3 separate regions of the Homo sapiens genome follow, and regions 1 and 3 are each linked to region 2. The links are chromatin contacts, found by Hi-C or POLR2A ChIA-PET in ENCODE. All regions are on one chromosome and are shown on one strand. The core of a region is the stretch at or near the end of the contact, and the rest is flanking DNA. Distances in the headings are between cores, read along the strand shown. Region 1 holds the start of DLGAP4-AS1 (DLGAP4 antisense RNA 1). Region 2 holds the start of ASXL1 (ASXL transcriptional regulator 1). Region 3 holds the start of RBM39 (RNA binding motif protein 39).

Region 1 (4,064 bases), core at 1,033-3,532, 4.2 Mb before region 2:
AGAGAGCACCACTGCAGGCTGCTTTCTGAGGTCAGACAGCCATTTCTAGGTGGCCAGGGCAGCTGGGATCTGGGCTCAGTGATGCAGCCCTGGCCGGCTGTGAGAAGTACTCAAGGTTATCTGTACAAATTCCACCCTGGCTGCCAGCCAAGTCTGTCTGCAGGGTTCCCCGGGTGGGCCCTGGGGAATGACCCCTCAGTCTACACAAACTTCTCCACCTCGGTGTTCCGCCACACAGGGCCATCTGTAGTCTGGGAGGCTTCCCACATATGCACCCCACACCGCACCCAGACACACTCACGCCAGGCAATTAACCAACAGCGCTAGGATAACTGGCCCGGACCCATCGCTCAAGCCTTACAAACCCTAGGGTTTTCACCGACGCATACAGCACGCACACGCACAGCTTACAGACCCCAGGCCTAGCACGAACAACTGTGACCCACACAACTAGCCCAACTTCTGTACCCGCCCACCCACGAACTCCAACCGACCCGGCCACCCCCGATCTCTCCGACAGGGAAAACTCCAGGCGTCATCACACTAACAATCAGTTCTACCCTCAGTGACCTGTGGCAGCAACCCCTCGACACAACATCCCGTACACCCTCCTACAGACTCCCACGACGCCACCTGCAGCCACTCCCGCACGAACTTTCTGACAACTCCCCTAGCTGGTCCCGACACTCCCCCGGGCCGCGCACTCACGCCCGCATTCCCAGCAGTTCAGACAAAGCGCGCAACCTCCCCCGCGGCCCAGACCGAGTCGGAGCACATGGCTCCTGGGTCGGCGAGGAATCGTCCGGCGCTCGGGGCGCTTGCACCCCACAGTCCCCACACCCCGGGCCGACTCCGCGCACCAGCTCCCGCGCGGGCCCGCCATCCCGGTGGGACGGGGGCTCTGGAAGAAAGAAAACTCACGTGTCTGTCCCGGGGCAGGAAAAAGTTTGGTTCCCACCCCTACTCCGGCAGTTCGGGGCTGGCCGACTCTTCGGGGCGCGGGGACGGCGGAGCGTGCGCGCTCGGCTTTGTGCTCCGAACTGGGCCCGGAGGGGGAGGGGAGGGGAAGGGAGGGGAGGGGGCTGGGCTCCCACCTCCGCGCCGCCCCCCCCCCCCCAGCCCTGCGCCCAGACTCCATGTTGGCCGCCCCCTGCCCCGGAGACTACGCGCTTCTCCCGCGGGAGGCTTGGATCACCTTCGGCCTGCCCGAGGGTCCCGGCGCGAACAAACTTTCTCCGGGGCGCCGGCCCCACGCGCCCCGCTTCCTTGGCCAGCCTGGGAGTGACAGATGCCTCGGAGACAGACTTTCCTTTGTTCCAAAGGAAAGGGGAACTCGCGCGGGCTCCCCAGGGCCCCCCCGCTCCGGGCCCTTCCCGCGGCCCCCACCCCCAGCTGTCACTCTCGGCCGCCCCCTGTCCGGCTCGGCGGCGGGGGGGCCCTGCTGGCGGTTAGCAACGTGCACTTTTGAAACCAAACAAATCCGTCCCCCCGCGCGCTCACTCAGGTCCGGTGCAGGATCGGCCCTCTCCTGGGGTGGGATCCTATGAAGCTGGGCCCCCCACCAGGGCCCCAAGCGGGCTTCCTCCCGGGGGCTGGAACAGTCCCCCACCGGCCCCCGGAGCGCAGCGCCGTCGGGACTCACAAACACCCCCCGGGGGCCGTCGGGACTCACAAACACCCCCGAGCTCACACACCCCCTACCGCACGCGCCAGGACGACGCCCCCTCCCCGTCCGGCCGAGAAAAAGAAACTTTCCAAGTTGTCCGCGCGCCCCCACCCCCATCTGGCCCTCTGCTGCTCCCTGCACTGACTTTTCCCAGCGGCTTTCGGGTCCACGCGGCCTCCGGCTCGGCGCGGGGCGTCCCGGCGGGGAGCGGGGGGCGCCGGGGGCGCGCGCCGCGTACCTGCCCGGCCTGACACTCGGCCTGACAGCTCGCGGCTGGAAAGCACCTCGCGGCCTGACGTCAGATCCCCTCTCCTCCCCCCGCGCCCTCTGCGCCCTCCCCCACCCGCCCGGAGGGAGAAAACAAACTTTGTGCGGAGCGCGACGAGCTGCGCCCACCCCCCGCGGGGCGGGCCGTCGGCGCCGAGGGGCTTCGCCCCGCCCAGCGCGCCCGGAGGGGGCGGGGCCGCGGGCACCTTCTTCCTGCGCCCACCCCGCCCTCAGGAATGCTGCATGGCCTACCCATAGCGGCGGTGGGAGCCTCCGCCGGGGAGAGCCCGCTCGGGGGCAGGAAGTGGCCCGGCCCTCCTCGTGGAGGGCGTTTCCGGAGCGCCTACTGTGCTCCTTGCCGGGGTGGGGGTCGTTACCGAGTGGGAACTTCTGCAAATCCTGACTTTTGTCACTTCGCGCCCCGCACAAGATGTCCTGCCGGCGGTGCGATTGGTCCCGTTGCTTCGAGGGGAAACTGAGGCCACTTAGTCCGGGCACTTACCCGCAGCTAGTTAAGGACTAGGCTCTGATGGAGACGCTTGTTACGACCTCAATGGCCTGTAGAATCTGGGAGGCCGCCTCCGACCTAAGCCCAAAAAGCACATGATCGGGCTCACAGGGGGCGGCCAGAGGTGAAAACAGCCAACGCTTTACAACGACGCTGTGCGGGGCACTTCGTGTGTGTCATCCCGTCTCATCCTCGGGTGATAGGGTATGTGTTGTCCTATGTAAGTCTCTGGCTTACTCATGAGCCGCAGAGAGGTTCTTGATTTGCTTTTGTCACACAGTCAACCGGTATCATTCAGCCCAGGTCGGTCGATAGTGAAGCCTGATCCCTTACCCCTTGTGCCCGGCCTTAAACGATCAGTCCAGGAGCTCCCGGAGTTCCTGTCTGGTTTCTTTTTCCTCTTCTGCCAGTTACACCCTACTCCAGAAGGTTTTCCTTGGCCTCCCCCACCCCAGTCAGTACATTCTTCCCTGCTCTCTGCTGTGGGTACCACATACTGTGATATTTCTGTTAACCAGCCTCTTAGGGCATCCCCCCACGCCCCCCAGCCCTGTACCCGGACACGGCTAGGTCCAGATATCTAGGGCCCTTGAGCTTGGAAATCGCTTTGAAAACAGCTTTTGGACTTAATTACCCTTTAGCAATGGAGAACTCTAGGAACAAAACTCTTAATTTTTTCCAAACAAGCCTTAAGCCAATCAGAATGCTGATTAAAGATTGTTAAGGTTTCACCTGGACACCCCATAGAAGCCAGACTTCCTGCAAATGTTAAAAACCTCCTCACGGCAGCGGGTGAAATGTCAGTGGCACTGCCTGTTGCTCTCCATTTCACAGACAGGGAAAATAAGGCCCAGAGTGTGGGTCAGAAACAATTTTTTTGGCCGGGGAAGTGGTGCTCCCCCCACGGCCCTGTGAAAGAAAAAGCCACGTCTGGGTTGCCTTAGGTAAGAAATGTAAAACCAATGGGCCTTGGCCTCTAGGAAATGTATGGGACAGGGACCTTCAGAAGAGGGGAGCCCCAGGGGGAAATGGGTGCGACCAGGTGAGCCTGGAGAGGGGGCTCTGGTAGTGGCTGCTGAGCTTGAACTCCGCACTAGGCGTTTTTCTCCTGTATGCGTAAGAGCCACATTCTGCCCTTTCTGGGGAAGCCACTGGGGGCCTGGGCTAGAGGAAGAGACCGCACCGTAAATTGTGCCTGCAGCAGCCCCTTAGACGAGTGTTTCCCAAGTCTGGTGCTAGATGTGGTTGGGAAAATGGAAGCGGGGGAGTGCTGCCTCCTCCTCCACCTGAGAGCTGCATAACAAAGACCTGGAGCCCCTCCTCTCTCCTGGAGGACGGGGTAGTGGTGGAGGGAGGCTGGTAGCCGGTCAGATTTTGCACGTAAGCAAGCTTCACAGATAAAGCCTAAGTGCAATTAGAGTTTGAGAATTACCGTGTCAAGTTTCTGAACTAGTAAGTATCAGAATTTAAAATGTGTAGATTCTCTAAGACAGTAATTCCACTTCTAGGAATCTGTCTTTTGAAGTAGCTGTACAACAAAGATAAATGCTTATAGAAGATTGTTCTTTGCAGAACTGTTCATTCGGGAAAATTGCAAACAACTAAATACCCCTCACCAGGAGC
Region 2 (3,929 bases), core at 1,104-3,603:
AGTCAACTAGTAAGAGCCAACAGAACTTTGAGACAAACAGATTTCATAATTCTGTCAAGACATAAATAACACAAGACTTAAAAGTACTTTCACCTACCTCTAACAAGTAAAACTCTGGCAAGCAAATTTCCTTGGGTGCCCAGGGTCATAAACACCCGCATAACAGGAACGCCAAGGAGAATGTCAATGAACACACAAAACTCATTGTCGAGGAGGAGAACGAGAGCTCTCTCCCACTCCCCATCAGGCCTATATTTGTTTCCAGGTGCAGAACCGTTAGAGAAATCCTGAAATTTCTACAAGATCCTGAAAACTAGCCCAAGCTTCCAATTTTGACTCAATCAGAAAAAAAATATTTCGGAACCTCAAAATCTTCAAACTTCACATGCCAGGCCAAAATAAACTGAAGCACAAAACTTCAGCATACAAACAATTGCTATTTTTGTTCCCTGGGCAACAAATGACTAGGGAAGAGGATAGCAAGCACCAATGAAAATTCTGTAGCCCAAATTCCTTCAGTTTTTATAAATCTGTAACTTTTACAGACTTCGAGAAAGAAAAAGGTGTACTTCAGGTTTGTGTCAACCCCCCCAATACAGTCTATTTTTTTTTTTTTTGCACAACACCTTTGAAGCAGAAAACTCACTTCAAAATAAGAGAGAAAATTAAGTCTGAGCTTCACTCATCATTAAAACTGAATTACAACCATTACATATAAACTACAGTGTCAAGAGACACTTATGCTATCCGCACCACAACCTCGCTGTGTGACAGATCTTAGGAACTGACATCTTAGTATAACCTGTTACTACTGGTATCAGCAGATAATTACCCGAATATGTCTCAAAGTGTCTGAGCTTTGTGGGAGTAATCCAAAAGGAAGCTATTTCACCTGCAAGTCCTCTGACGCTCTGAACACAAAATTCACAACCCCCATCGGTTGAACGAGACGGCTTCAAACACTCAAGTTACGCTCTCCCTTGCTAAATCCTCAGTGAACAACGTCTCCCAACAGAGATACTTTGTCTTTGTCCAACATACATTCTTTGCAAAGTGGATTCAGTTCTCCTCAAAATACCAATTTCCAGTCCAGCTTCTGAAGGCAAACAGCCCAGTCTGCGTTTCTCAAAGTGGGGTCCGTGAGCCACTGCGTTTGAATCACCTGGGAAGCTGGTGAAAGCGCAGATTCCCAGGCTCTATCCCAGACCCTGAGGCTCAGCAGGTCTTACGAAGGGCCCTAGGAGTAGCGTTCCTAACCGCCTCCCAGGTGTCGCCCACAGGACACTAAAGTTAGAGAACCGCTGCTCAGGGTTCAAGCTGGGAGTAAGCACTTGCTTCCCTCCACGCACCTGGTTTAGATTGGGAAAGCTCAACATGCCATTGGCGTCCTTGAATGTGGGGTCGCTTTTCCACCCCCGGAGTCAAAGGCACCACCCCATTACCCACCAGGAAGCGAGGGAGGAGCTTCCGACCCTTCCCGGAAACCCAACTCCCCCGGGTGAATGAACGAAGCTGCCCCAGACCCCCAGACGCTGCCAAATAGTGGGGGAGGGGACGCGGGACCCCGCTGCCCAGAGTGGGAGGAGCCGGCCTGCCAGCTCGCCCCTCCGCCGGAATTTAGCTGCGCGGGGCGGGGGGGGCGCGAGGGCGAGCGGAAAAAGGCGCCACATCCCATCCCGGCGGAGCGCTCCCCACCCCTCGCCTTGCGGGGCTGTCCCGTTCTTAAAGGAAGATGGCCCCGCCCCCTCCCGCGGTGGGCAGGGCCTTGCCCCTCCCCCCCCAGTGGGGGGGTGCGCGGCGAGCCCCCCCCACCCCGGGCCCCACGGAGCCCCCCTCGGCTGTCCGCCTCACCAGGCGCGCGGCCTCGGCCCACGTGCGCTCCTTCTTCTTCTTCTGTTTGTCCTTCATCCTTCTCCCCGGCGGCGGCGGCAGCTCCACGCGGGACCTCCGGGCTGGGCGGGCTGGGGCGGTGGCGCGGGGCTGGGGCGGCGGCGGCGGTGGGGGGGGCGCGTGGCAGCGGCGGCGCGCGAGGTCTCGGGTGCGGCCGGGGAGAAGGGGCGGGCACGCGGGGACCGGCTGGCGCGAGAGCGGCGGTGGGGGAGGGGCGGCGGCGGCTCCACGCGCCCGCGCTGCGTCAGTCGCCCACGGCGGCAGCGGCGGCTGCCCCGCGATCGCTAAGGAATGCGGCGGCTCCGCATAACCACGGGGTCAGAGGTCACGGCTCCGGCCTCCGCTTTCCCGCTCTGCTGAGGGACTGAGACAGGACCGACGGCGGGGCGGGAGGGCGAGACGCGGCTTTCCCTTCGGCGCCCGGGTGCGTGCGTGTCTGCCGTGGGTGTGTGTGAGTGTGTGTGAAGAGTGAGGAGGGGGAGTGTGGGGTTTTTTTTTTTTGAACAAAAACAAACCGAAAGGGCGCCTGGGAGTCGTAGTCCCAACGGCCTCTCTGGCCTCCCCCGCTCCGGAAGAATATGGCCGCGTGAAGCGCGTGGACCACACTTCCCGGCGTGCCCGGCGGCCCCCTTCCGCTCTCCCTCTCGCGTCCTCCGCCTAGCACCGACCTCAGCTAGGAACGGGGACGGGTCGCTGTTCGGGGAAGGGGCTGGGTGGAGTCTCGCGAGGTGCGAGAACTGGCTGGGGGCCTGCGGGATTCTGGGAGGCGATGCTGGGAAGGGGCGGTGGCTGGGCTCCCCCGGCCACCCTTAACCCCTTCGGTGCTTTTTGCTTCAGGACCTCCTGGCGGGTGCGGGTGGGGAGTGAGGATGGGGAGCTCGACTCGCAGTTCCCACTTCGTGCTTCTCCTCGCCTAAACGGTTCTTACCTACACTTCTCGTAGGGGACGAGAGGCAGGACTTTCCCTTTTGGTCACCTCTAAATGACTCACTGCCACATAATAATGAGACAAAAAGACCCTCATACCAGTAAAACGGTTATTCCACGGCTGATGGACTTAGACGGTTCTTCATTTCTTCCTGTGCTTTCAGGCCGCTGTGTATTTGCAGAGCCTGCACCAGCAGCCTAGAGCGTTCTTAGGAACTTGGTGATATGTTGACGGGTCGTGTAAAGAACTTGGACTCTGGGGCCATACTGACCAGAATGCACCTGAGGGCGTTTTTAGAGGCAGTACCCTGGAGAGAATTCAGGCCCTGGAGTCCAGCGGACCTAGACTGGAATCTTGGCTGAGTCACTCCCTGGCTGTCCACTCAACCTCTCTGAGCCTCAGTTTTCTGATCTGCATTTGTCTTGTATTTCATGGCATTATTGGAATTAAAATTAACATACAATTCTTGACAGATTGGAAGAGGATGTGAAGGGAGATCTTGACATTATCAGGTCCGTATGATATGGCGCCTGGCATAGAGCAAATGTTTAATAAATGGTAGCTGTTATTACCAGCTGAGAAACAATAGGCAATATACTTAGCCTCTCTGAGCCTTAGTTTTAGAACCTGAAATGAAATTCAGAGCGCCCAGCACATAGGTTTTCTGTAACTATAGGTTCAGTCGTTGTCCAGAAACATTTCTAGAGTCCGTCCGGAGTTGGATTGATGCCAGCTCTTAAAAACTATGAAGGCAGGATCAGTGGCCACATTTAAACGGTTTCCCTGGGTGAGGAAACACACTCTCCACTCCCTAATGTTAACACGTAGCGAGAGCCAGTATTGATAGGAGACCATTATGGTGTAGCCCAAACTCTAACGCCAAGGGGTTCAGTGTTTTCTGCTTCTAATACTGGTCACAGAAAACTTGTGAGTCCGGTAAGCAAAATCCTACAAAGGGAAAAGACTGCAAGTTAGAATAAGACACCTCTTAAAAATCTCTCTAGCTTTACCCTGAGAGAAAGGAGGAACTACTGTCCCTCAAAAAACTGTTTGCCTTGATTTTTTACAAAGGATTTTTAACTTCTTTTTTTTCAATCTACGGCTGATACAG
Region 3 (4,018 bases), core at 572-3,071, 3.4 Mb before region 2:
TGAGATGGAGTCTCGATCTCTGTCACCCAGGCTGGAGTGCAATGGCATGATCTCAGCTCACTGCAACCTCTGCCTCCCAGGTTCAAGTGATTCTCCTGCCTCAGCCTCCCGAGTAGCTGGGAATTGCAGGCGCCTGCCACCTAGTTTTTTTTTTATTTTTAGTAGAGACAGGGTTTCGCCATGTTGGTCAGGTCTTGAACTCCTGACCTCAGGCGGTCCACCCGCGTCGGCCTCCCAAAGTGCTGGGATTAGATGCATGAGCCACTGCGCCCAGCCTCCAGAGCGAGACTGTCTCAGAAATAAAATAAAAAGAGGATCTGAATTTTCAGAAAAAGGATTAAGGGAGTATTCTAACTACAAAATAACTGTTATTAATAATCCTCTAAGATAAATCCTAACCTGTGTGTAAAGTTAACCTGAGAGGCAAAACCACTTAACATCTATATTTGCTCTAAATAATTTTGTTTAGCAGAAACAGAAGTTAGCTGTTTTGAAGATCAAATATTTACCAGGCGTTTTACAGACATTATATCATTTAATCTTCACTATAGCCCTTCTGAGCCTTCATTCATTAATTTACTGAGGGTCCACTTGGGCAGACATGCCCTGCTAACCTCTAAAAATTCAGTACTGAGCATTACCTGCCTTCCTCAGTCTCAAGTAGCTTAGACTAGCTACTAAGTACGTCCTCTTTTAAATCAGGAAATGAAAGATCCCCTCTGAGAGGTTAATTTGCTTGTCCAAGGTCACACAGTGTTGCAGCAGCTAGTTACACTAATCAAGGCGTCTCATTTCCAATCTTTTCTGCCCTCAATCATTAGACTGTTAAGATTAGAGGGTAAGATTTTTGCTTTGAAGACTTCTTTCCAGTTTTTTTTCCCAGCATCTAGGAGGAAACCTCACACAGTACTGACCAAAGAACAAATGGCTAATTCATACTCTAATTACCTGGCATCTAGAAGACTTCAGGGGAGAGGAGCCAGGTCCCAGGGGGAAGGGGGCCTTTTTTTTTTTGTTGGGGGGGTGTCTTATTTTTTCACCAAATCGTCCAGTAATATTCAGGAAGGGGAACATTTTTGAAGGAACGGTAGCAACCCTGACACAAGAGCTGATTAAATTCGGGGCACAAAACTGATCCCATGCCAAGGGAAGCAAGAGTTTATTTTTTCCACCTTTTTTTTGCTTTTCTCCACTATTTCCAAGGTTGTTTCAAAGCTCGACAGTGGAGGCCGCGCCATTGGCTCCAAATGACAGGGAAATCTATTTTTATTATCTCCCCCTCTCCCCCTACCCCTAAAGATCTCTTCTTCTGGCCTTCTGATACACTTTTCCACTTCCTCTCCACCCTCAGCGGATAATCTGAATATGGCCGTTTTATCCTATCGCCATAAGGACTAGGTTGCCTTATGGCGACCTTGACAGCCATCTGTGTGGGAGGCCGGAGCGGGGGCGATCGGCTGTGCCGGAGGAATCTTCAGATGGCCGTGAGGAGGCGCCACGAGGGGGAGGTGACCGCTGAGCTCCACTCAGCGAAGAGCTCTCTGAAAGATTGACAGGCAGCCTACCAACTGTCTTTGCCCTAGAGACCCGCTCTGTCTCGCGAGATTTGGGTGCTTACGCGGAGGGGGAGTGAAAGGCGCCTCACTGAATGGGGGATGGGAATATCTGTGGCGCAATCATTGCGCGAGATTGGGCTACGGTCGCCGGAGCCATACTTAGGTCTCGCGATACTTCGGCCGCTCAAATTTGGAGCTTGGGGCAGCTTCTCGCGAGAGCCCGTGCTGAGGGCTCTGTGAGGCCCCGTGTGTTTGTGTGTGTGTATGTGTGCTGGTGAATGTGAGTACAGGGAAGCAGCGGCCGCCATTTCAGGGAGCTTGTCGACGCTGTCGCAGGGGTGGATCCTGAGCTGCCGAAGCCGCCGTCCTGCTCTCCCGCGTGGGCTTCTCTAATTCCATTGTTTTTTTTAGATTCTCTCGGGCCTAGCCGTCCTTGGAACCCGATATTCGGGCTGGGCGGTTCCGCGGCCTGGGCCTAGGGGCTTAACAGTAGCAACAGAAGCGGCGGCGGCGGCAGCAGCAGCAGCAGCAGCAGCAATCTCTTCCCGAACACGAGCACCACAGGCGCCCGAAGGCCGGAACAGGTACGGGGCGTTGCGGACCCGCGTATTATCTCAGCTTTCTCGAGGTTTGGCTCCATTTTGGGCTGAGGGGCGCTTTTGGAGGTCTTTAGCGACCGGGGTGGGGGGTGGTTTTCGAGAAATCGGCCCTGTTTCAGTGACCGCGCCCTTATTTTCCAGTCGGGTATAGTCTGGATTCTTGGGGCGGTAGGGACCCCCGAGAGGCCGCGGTAGAATGGTGACCTGTCTCCTTCGAGGCCTGGGCCGGCCGCGACCTCCCAACATGGCGCCAGTTGAACGCTGCCTTGGCTCATAACCCCTCCCAATGGAGGGAGTTTCTCTTTGCCCCTAAAATGGCAGCGCGGGTTTTTGCCCGGAAAGAGGCGCTCTCGTTCGGGTCTCCCAGTTTCTGTTTTTGGAGTTGACAGCAGAGTTTTAAATATTGGATATTGAAGTCTTCATTTTCGTGTGTTTCGTGTAAGAGGCGTTTTGGATTTACTTACGTAAGCCAAACCTGGTTAAAGTGCATGTCACTTTAGTCATTAATTGTAGGGCTTTTGGAGGTTTTTCTTAAGTTTTCGAGTGTGTCGGCTGAGAAGAAAAATTCAGTCGATTTGAAAAACGTTTACCAGGCCGGGCGCGGTGGCTCACGCCTGTAATCCCAGCAGTTTGGGAGGCAGAGGCAGGCGGATCACTTGAGGTTAGGAGTTCGAGACCAACCTCATCAACATGGTGAAACCCCGTCTCTACCAAAAATACAAAAATTAGCCGGGCGTGGTGGCAGGCGCCTGTGATCCCAGCTATTCGGGAGGTGAGGTGGTAGGATCGCTGGAACCTGGGAGGCGGAGCTTGCAGTGAGCCGAGATCGCGCTACTGCACTTCAGCCTGGGCAACTAGAGCGAAACTCCGTCTCAAAAAAAAAAAAAAAAAAAAAGAAAAATGTTTACTCACGGAATCGTCTTGTTCTTTTCCTAGGCGTTTAGAGAAAATGTTAGACGATATAGGCAACAAGAGTGAAACTTGTTTCACATTGTAAGAGAAATGTTTACTCAAGAAATTGTCTTGTTCTCTTCCTAGGCGTTTAGAGAAAATGGCAGACGATATTGATATTGAAGCAATGCTTGAGGCTCCTTACAAGAAGGTGAGAAAAAACATGTCGGTGAGGTTTATATATTTCTTAATTTAGCATTATTCACGAAACTACTGCTGAAATGTAAACTAACCTCCCCGGAGCCCTCTTGATTTATCTTATCAGAGATGCATTACGTGTAACTTACAAAAGTAAATATATGCTATTGATGTAATAATATTGTGCAGTAGTTTCACTTCAGCGTGATGAATAAATGCCCATCTATCTCTCTTTGTAGACTTGCCTAACGATATCTCACCTCTACTCCCATGAATTCACCTTTGATTCCAGTGTGAACTGTCAATCATAAGGTAGTAATTGAGTGACTTATCGCTGTACCGTGGTCCCCTAGGTAAAATGACTCAACTAAGAATTACCACCTCCAGTTTGGTATAGCAAAAAGGTGAATGTAGTGGTTTGGGAAAAAGCAGGGGTCCAAGAATAACAAAGCATGACCAGTCTGTGGCAAGTTAAATCTTCTAACAGTCTTATAAGAAGAAATGGGTGAGATTTTAAAATTTATGTATCTATGTAAGACTGGTGATAGTAAATCTTAAAACAGTCCAGTGGCAATCTGCTGCTCAGTTAATAATTACTAAAATTCTTGGATCCCTGAATAGAAATTAAAAAAAAAAAATACAAGAGGCAGTAGAGTCAATACAAGCTTAATACAAGCTTAGAGTAAATACAAGCTTAGAGTCACTTGATGACTGTTTTACTGTTCTCCATATTGTTTTTATTTTTAATTAGGCCCTACCATAGTATTTCACACT

Evidence for each region. Hi-C counts contacts between places; a loop is a spot of excess contacts on that map. ChIA-PET counts read pairs that join two places held with the same protein, here RNA polymerase II (POLR2A). Pooled maps may share reads with other maps.
Region 1: a loop to region 2 is called in a pooled map, with 13 times the contacts of the local background. The contact joins the promoter of DLGAP4-AS1 here to the promoter of ASXL1 in region 2. A Hi-C loop is called at or near these places in 1 of 37 single-sample maps with no recorded cell type and 4 of 50 pooled maps. POLR2A ChIA-PET finds 5 or more read pairs at or near these places in 1 of 52 experiments (MCF 10A).
Region 3: a loop to region 2 is called in a pooled map, with 18 times the contacts of the local background. The contact joins the promoter of RBM39 here to the promoter of ASXL1 in region 2. A Hi-C loop is called at or near these places in 7 of 50 pooled maps. POLR2A ChIA-PET finds 5 or more read pairs at or near these places in 2 of 52 experiments (HepG2 and activated B cell).

What each region holds. Positions count from the first base shown.
Region 1 is chr20:36,571,493-36,575,556 of GRCh38, reverse strand. It overlaps DLGAP4-AS1 (DLGAP4 antisense RNA 1), which reads left to right and starts at 2,282. Exons shown (of 5, transcript NR_109939.1): 1 at 2,282-2,645; 2 at 4,014-4,064. TGIF2 (TGFB induced factor homeobox 2) reads right to left here and starts at 1,960. Exons shown (of 3, transcript NM_021809.7): 1 at 1,812-1,960. It overlaps TGIF2-RAB5IF (TGIF2-RAB5IF readthrough), which reads right to left and starts at 1,042. Exons shown (of 5, transcript NM_001199535.2): 1 at 922-1,042. RefSeq lists silencers at 1,604-1,773, 1,844-1,933, 1,964-2,283 and enhancers at 2,784-2,843, 3,462-4,014.
Region 2 is chr20:32,356,755-32,360,683 of GRCh38, reverse strand. It overlaps ASXL1 (ASXL transcriptional regulator 1), which reads right to left and starts at 2,353. Exons shown (of 13, transcript NM_015338.6): 1 at 1,852-2,353. The coding sequence starts at 1,908. RefSeq lists silencers at 1,654-1,813, 2,054-2,103.
Region 3 is chr20:35,740,063-35,744,080 of GRCh38, reverse strand. It overlaps RBM39 (RNA binding motif protein 39), which reads left to right and starts at 1,821. Exons shown (of 17, transcript NM_184234.3): 1 at 1,821-2,140; 2 at 3,194-3,257. The coding sequence starts at 3,207. RefSeq lists enhancers at 1,382-1,481, 1,652-1,871, 1,233-1,918, 1,932-2,081 and a silencer at 2,342-2,441.